Regions from separate parts of the Homo sapiens genome. Here region 1 is linked to region 2. Evidence: chromatin contacts called from ENCODE Hi-C data. All regions are on one chromosome and are shown on one strand. The core of a region is the stretch at or near the end of the contact, and the rest is flanking DNA. Distances in the headings are between cores, read along the strand shown. Region 1 has its middle 89 kb from the start of LINC00485. Region 2 holds the start of IGF1 (insulin like growth factor 1).

Region 1 (3,818 bases), core at 676-3,175, 250 kb before region 2:
TTGTCGGGCTGAGGTGGGAGGATCACTTGGGCCTGAGAGGTCAAGGCTGCAGTCAACCGTGTTTGCACTACTGCACTCCACCCTGGATGACAAAGTGAGACCCTGTCTCAAAAAGAAAAGAAAGAAAAGAAAAGAAAAGAGAAGAGAAGAGAAGAGAAGAGAAGAGAAGAGAAAAGTGAAGAAAAAGAAAAGGAAGAAATAAGCACACCAGCTTTATGACTGATAAAACTGTTTGGAGCATGTGGCTTACTTAGCCAAGAGGGCTTTATAATGTGCCCCTGAACTGAATTTTTTCCACAAAACTATAGGCCTCCTTCACAGGGAACTAATTTAATCATCCGACTTATAGTCCCTGCAGAAAGACAGAGCCAAACATCATTAAGGTTCTCTGCCAATAGCACCCATTGCCAAGCAATCTGTGCCCACTTTCACCTTCTCCTATCTGACCAGCAGCCAACTCAGGATGGCCCTTGCCAATCAGCTGGGCCACACCTCTGGCTAAGCTCTGTTGGTTAAGAGAAGAAAAAGCTGAGATGGGATAAGAGACCAGAATTTTTACTCTAGTAGAGACCCCTCCAGAGAAAGTCAAAAGAGCGCAGGCTAAACACACTCCTTACAATTATGAAGAGTGCTCCAGAAAGAGCAGCCCAGGGGATTGTGAGAGAGCATGACACAGGGGCCTAACTTATTCCAGGAGTGGGGTGTATGAGCAAGGCATGGTTTCTGCTCTCAGGTAATTTACAGCCTCACCAATGGGGAGGGGGAATCAACATAAAACAGTGATGATAAATTATCTACTAGCAACATAAATTAGGTTCAGAAGAAGTATGAAGAGGGGTAGCAATTGATGATTGGCCATCATTATTTCCTGTTCATCTTTTAAGTACACCTCTTACCCCTATTATCTATAGTATTAGAAGACAATGTCATGCAGAGATGGTCTCTGCACTATTTCAATGTGAGAATAAATCAATAATAAAGTAAAAATTTCAGTCATTTAGGGATAAATTCCAAATCTGGATATCTAGGGATTTTTTTTTGTTTTTTTGTTTTGTTTTGTTTTGCTTTGTTTTATGCTTTGTTATTAGATCTGTTGGTTGTCTAAGAAACCACCATATCAATTGAGCTTTATGACATCATGTAAGCAAAATCTGAAATCCACCCAAAAGTGCAAACACATCTCAAAATACTTAAAATAAAAGCTGTTTTTTATTATAAAATTAGTGTATATTTGTTAAATATTTTAGAAAATGCAGAAGTGCCCCATCATTTAAACTCAGCCATGGTTATCACTTTGATATATTACTTCCTTTGCTTTGATTTTTTTCCCTCTGCATAATCTTTATTTTGTTTTCTTAGTGGTTTTGTTTTGCATGCATAATCAACTCTCAGTTATCTGCAATGGATTAACTAATTTGTGGATTAACCATCATTACATATCAGGCAAATAATCTGTGAGAAAATATTAAAGATATCACAAGTCAGTGAAAACCTTTATTAAACACATATCTATTGAATGCTTATTATGTGCCAATCACTCTTCTATGTGCTGGGGAATCAGAGATGAACAAGAAAATATGACTCCACTTCCCATTTAGCCTACATTTATCACCCCTGTATTGGAAGGCATCTATTGTCTGGCATTGTAATCAGCTGACACACAGAATTAACTACGTGAGGGAACATCTTCTCTTCTCTCACCTACAAGGAGAGGAGACATTCTTTACAGCATCCACTCTGCCCCTCACAACCCAGACAAACCAGGTTGGTGGCCCAGCAAAGGGAAACACTTGTGACAACTGTGAATTTTATAAACTCAAGGCTAGAGAGGGAGGTGTTAGGTGAGAAAAAGCAAGATAAAAGAGGAAGCACATTTCAATTCCACTCCTATATTCGGTTTTGGTTTTGTTTTGAAACAGTTTTGCTCTGTCCCCCAGGCTGGAGGGTAGTGGCATGATCTTGGCTCACTGCAGCGTCTACCTCCTGGGTACAAGTGATTCTCATGCCTCAGCCTCTTGGGTTGCTGGGATTACAGGTATGCACCACCACGTCTGGCTGATTTTTGTATTTTTTTAGTAGAGATGGGGTTTTACCATATTGCCCAGGCTGGTCTCAAACTCTTGGCCTCAAGTGATCCTCCTGCCTTAGCCTCCCAAAATGCTGTGACCACAGGCATGAACCACCACACACAGCCTGTTCATTTGAATTTTAAGCTTATTTATATTCACTCTATGTGTTGATTTGTAAAGAAACACTTTTTCAAAAAATTTATTCTAGGCCCCACCCTCTCCAGAAGAAGCTCTCAGTTTATTAAAATCTTTTATGCCTCTCTTAGTTCATGACTAGTATTTTATGACTAGTACTTTATAATATATATAAAATATTGGGATAGTACATATAGTTATATGGATATATGGATATTATATCTGATACATTATTATGTATCCATTATACATACTTATATATTTATATATTTTATATATATTACAGTTGATATATTTTTCATGTCTTCAGGTTATTAGATATCTATAAAGGAATTTTGATTATTTATATTGTCTCAAATTTTTAAACCACTAATTGTTTTTCAATTGATTCTTTTTAAAGTATCAAATCATCTATAAATAAAAATAATATTCTATCTTTTTTTTTTTTTTTTTTTGAGACGGATTCTCGCTCTGTCGCCCAGGCTGGAGTGCAGCAGCATGATCTTGGCTCACTGCCTCCACCTCCCGGGTTCAAGCGATTCTCCTGCCTCAGCTTCCCAAGTAGCTGGGACTATAGGCGCGCATCAACACGCCAGCTAACTTTTGTATTTTTAATAGAGACGGGACTTCACCACGTTGGCCAGGATGGTCTCGATCTCTTGACCATGTGATACACCTGCCTTGGCCTCCCAAAGTGCTGGAATTACAGGCGTGAGCCACCATGCCCGGCCTCTATCTTCCTTTTTAATGCATCTGCCTTTTATACCTGTTCCATGTCTTTTACTCCTGTTCCATTGGGATTAGAACTCCCAATGAATAATAATAGTGGTGATAGCAACATATTTCTTTTGATCTTAGTTTTTGTCAAATATTCTGATATTTAAGTGTTATCTTTGGTTTATGATAGTTATTTTTACCATGTTAAGAAAAGTCTTCTGTTATTAGTGTTTTAGATTTTCACAGAAATGCACATTATGATTTATTAAATAGATTTTGGGCACTCATTTAATGATCAAAAGATTTCCTTTTTTATCTCATATATTATTGGATTCATAATTATAAAACTATTTGCATTTTTTACTTAGATATTCCTTGGTCCAGGTGGAATTGTATTAAAGAATTAAATTGGCTAATACTTCATATATACATTTCCTTCCATATTTATGAGAAGATGGTTTAGAGTTTTCTTTTACCTCAGTATTTTTTTTATCAATTTTGGGCATCAGGTTTATGACACTTTATGGATCAACTGCAAAATTTTGTACTTTTTGTATGTACAAAACTTTTTTTTTTGAGACGGAGTTTTGCTCTTGTTGCCCAAGATGGAGTGCAATGGTGTGATCTCAGCTCACCGCAACCTCTGCCTCCCAGGTTCAAGTGATTCTCCTGCCTCAGCCTCCCTAGTAGCTGGGATTACAGACATGCACTGCCATGCCTGGCTTCTTTTGTATTTTTAGTAGAGACAGGGTTTCTCCATGTTGGTCTCAAACTCCTGAGCTCAGGTGATCTGCCCATCTCGGCCTCCCAAAGTGCTGGGATTACAGGCGTGAGCCACCATGCCCGGCCTGTATGTACAAAACTTTTAATTAGCATCATAAGCATTATATTTTCTTT
Region 2 (3,816 bases), core at 446-2,945:
TCCCAGAGAATGTGTCACTCCCTCTCATTGTGCACTGTTCATGTTTTTAAAAGAGCACATGCCCATCATATGACTGTGAAGTTTTCCTCTTTGTCTCTGACATTCAGCTGAAAGCCCCTGAAGGGACTTGACCATATCTTATTCCTCTTTGTTTTCCTAGGGATGTTGTAGTTGGGCACATAGTAGAGCTCACAAAATGTTGCTGAACATAGTGCACCATTGACACAACATAATTCCAGATTTCTAACTTTGATTTCTGAAAGGTAAACATTGCTACAATGTATTAACCACACAGAAGACTCAAACAAACCCAACCCCCTTCCAAACAAAGCAGGTTTGTTTGTTTTTTGTTAGGGCACCCACTTCTACAAACAAATTTCTGGCCCCAGGATAACACAAAGAGCCAGAGTAGGATTTCAAGCAGAACTGTGTTTTCAGTTGATGTGTCAGTCCCCTGAGAGTCATGTGGAAAAAAAAAAAAAGAAAAAATTCAAGGTCCAGGTTATTTCCACCACTCCTGGGAAACCAGGCCTGGAGAGCTCTCTAGGGAAAGAGGTATGTCTGCTCTGGGCTTTTGCAACCTTATTTTATAATTCACTTTCTTATCTACTGCTTCACAAAACCAAAGGGAAATAGGTACAAACTGTATCGACAAAAGATCAGAACTGAATTCTCAATGGCAAAGGCAAGTGTACATTATAAATAGCAAAACAGCTGGCTTGGACCATGTTGCCGGCCAGTCACCCAGTTGAGGGATTTGAATGACATCATAACCCTCGAGAGGGTATTGCTAGCCAGCTGGTGTTATTTAGAATACACAAAAATCAGAGAAAGAAAACACACTCTGGCACACAGACTCCCTCTGTCATACACACACACACACACACACACACACACACACACACACACAGGTTTGAGTTATATGGAAAATTCAAACAACAGGAAAATTGTTTGCCCCCCAGGTACCCTTCTCCCAGAGTGGTGGGGTGGGGAGGGGACAGTGACAGGCAGCCTAGTAGAAGAATAAAGAAAAATGTTCTATTTCAGTTGGGTTTTACAGCTCGGCATAGTCTTTGCCTCATCGCAGGAGAAAAAGTATGAGACAGTGCCCTAAAGGGACCAATCCAATGCTGCCTGCCCCTCCATAGGTTCTAGGAAATGAGATCACACCTCTCACTTGGCAACTGGGACAAGGGGTCACCCGAGTGCTGTCTTCCAATCTACTTTACCCCAGTCACTTCAGGGTTAAAATTGTAGAGTTTGCTGGAGAGGGTCTTATCGTCCTTTCTTTCTTTTTTTGTTTTAAATAATGCATTTGCTCTAGAATCTAAAATTGCTCTCCCATCCCCCATATTCCTTTAATACTGGTAAGGTGTATTAGCAGACGTTTGTGTCTTCATGCCCAGCAGAAAGTTAATCAGAAAACAGATCCTTATTTTCTATGGCAGCATAAGTATTTTAATGTCTGCGAACCCTGTCACTAACACACATTCTTTTAAGGGAAAAAAATGCTTCTGTGCTCTAGTTTTAAAATGCAAAGGTATGATGTTATTTGTCACCATGCCCAAAAAAGTCCTTACTCAATAACTTTGCCAGAAGAGGGAGAGAGAGAGAAGGCAAATGTTCCCCCAGCTGTTTCCTGTCTACAGTGTCTGTGTTTTGTAGATAAATGTGAGGATTTTCTCTAAATCCCTCTTCTGTTTGCTAAATCTCACTGTCACTGCTAAATTCAGAGCAGATAGAGCCTGCGCAATGGAATAAAGTCCTCAAAATTGAAATGTGACATTGCTCTCAACATCTCCCATCTCTCTGGATTTCTTTTTGCTTCATTATTCCTGCTAACCAATTCATTTTCAGACTTTGTACTTCAGAAGCAATGGGAAAAATCAGCAGTCTTCCAACCCAATTATTTAAGTGCTGCTTTTGTGATTTCTTGAAGGTAAATATTTCTTACTCTTTGAAGTCATTGGGGAATTCTATTTAAATTGTGTACTGTTTGCTTCTGCCTAGAACTGTTCTTCACTTTAAAATTTTCATTGTTTCGGAACCGAGAGTTATTTATAAATTGCTGAATATGCAATTCTGTGGAATCTGAAAAATAGCTCGGGGAGATGGATGCATTTGCACAGATATCTGTATGAGTAGAAACTATTGCAAGGTACTTATGCTAAATCCTCCACTTCTGCAGGGCTTCCGTGGTGTCATTACAGAAGATTCCTTTAAATCCTCTCTATGGCTAAGGGCTATAGAGCATGGATATGAACTTGGGGATTTTTTTTTTCTTTTGCAGGTGCAGATGTTTTATTTTTAAGACCATGTTCTTTTGCATGTGTGTATGTGTCTCTGTGTGTATGTGTCTCTGTGTGTGTAACTCATCAGGACTTTATTTACAAGGCATGCTATATATGAAGGGTTGTATTTTAGATGATATTAAAGCTTTTAAATATGATCTTTGGAGCTAAGGTCCCGGAACTCTGCACTTATGCCCAGAGAGAGTGTTAAAGTTAGAGTAAAGTGTAATTTGTTCTTCCAAAAAAGAACTCCTTGACAACTCTTGCTGACCTTGCATATTTGTATAATTTAAACAAATACATACTGTATATGGAAAGCAGAAACTTTCTAAGAGCTGCTTGCCCAACTTTTCTGTTTAGAAGAGGACTTTCATGGGCAAAGTTTGGACTTGGGGTTCTGTGTTATAAAACTCTGATTTTATATTCAGTGTCGTGAAGTCCCTTTAGGTAAATCTGGCTGCTGCTGTCAGTGCACCGACTTCTCGTTTCCGATTGCTGGCCGTAGTTCTAGTTTCCATTCTCAGCAAAATTATATCCTTCAAGACTTGTGTTTTTTTTTCAATTTGCAAGCGCTTTTAAGCTGCTGTCACTGGCTCCACCGATTCAATTGCCTGAGGGCTCAATTCATAAGACGTCTCTGCCACTTAGTGCAGCATTCAGTTGCTGCTTTCAAACACTTCACCACTACGACTTTCCCTAGTCAAGTAAGTGGCTCCAGGAGTTAAAGATACACCCTTGTCAGGCACCTGATTCTGCTGTTCCTGAGATGCCAACACATGCAGGCCACCTTGCTTTCAAAGAAATGACGTCACTGTGCATACATACTATGTGATCTAGCAGCTGGAGTTTTTGTCTCCTTACTTAGGGGATCATAAAAGAGGCTGTGGAGCGTTATCTCTGCATTAATTACAAGTTAAGAAAATTGTTTCCAAATGCACTTTTCATGCTGTGTATGCTGAACACTTCAGAAGTGGAGCTCTTAATAAGTTGTTACTTTTTTCTGTACTTGAAGCAGGAAGTGGTTTGAGGGAGCTGCGTGGTCTTTCACATGTAATTCAGTGGGTAAAGGTGTCCTGCCCAGAGGCAGAGCTCACCAGCTGATTGTACTCTGACTCTCAAGGTATTTCCAAGTGAGTGAGTCGGGGGAAGGGAGTAAGGGAGTGGACTGGAGCTTGGGTCACTATCTGGGCTGCTACAATAGGCATACAATGGAAATAGGTGGCTTGACTGGGGGGAAAAGATTGACTTAAATCCCAGCTGTGCAATTTGTTCATTGTTTCAATGGACAAAAGGCAGTTTACCCAGGCTCATAATAGCATACCTGCCTGGGTGTCCAAATGTAACTAGATGCTTTCACAAACCCCACCCACAAAGCAGCACATGTTTTTAAGACTTCAGTTTTCTATTCACATCGGCCTCATAATACCCACCCTGACCTGCTGTAAAAGACCTGGAACAAACAAAAATGATTACACCTACAGTGAGTATTTTCTTATGACTGTTGCCCTCAAATTTTACAGGGCAT

What was found. A loop is a pair of places that touch in the nucleus more often than their neighbours do. Pooled maps may share reads with other maps.
Region 1: a map with no recorded cell type shows a loop between it and region 2 (5-fold over the local background). The contact joins the enhancer-like site here to the promoter of IGF1 in region 2. A Hi-C loop is called at or near these places in 3 of 168 maps with a recorded cell type or tissue (Calu3, GM12878 and PC-9), 24 of 37 single-sample maps with no recorded cell type and 11 of 50 pooled maps.

What each region holds. Positions count from the first base shown.
Region 1 is chr12:102,733,423-102,737,240 of GRCh38, reverse strand. No RefSeq gene overlaps it. Among named protein-coding and RNA genes, the nearest start is that of LINC00485, 89 kb to the left of the region's middle. Within about 2 kb of position 1,925, at least 2 of the 41 ENCODE cell types and tissues checked have a DNase peak (open chromatin) inside an H3K27ac peak, as active enhancers do; they include GM12878, where a contact is called at or near this core.
Region 2 is chr12:102,478,442-102,482,257 of GRCh38, reverse strand. IGF1 (insulin like growth factor 1) reads left to right here and starts at 1,695. Exons shown (of 4, transcript NM_000618.5): 1 at 1,695-1,939. The coding sequence starts at 1,877. LINC02456 (long intergenic non-protein coding RNA 2456) reads right to left here. Exons shown (of 13, transcript XR_007063427.1): 11 at 1-3,816. RefSeq lists enhancers at 2,840-2,889, 2,980-3,239.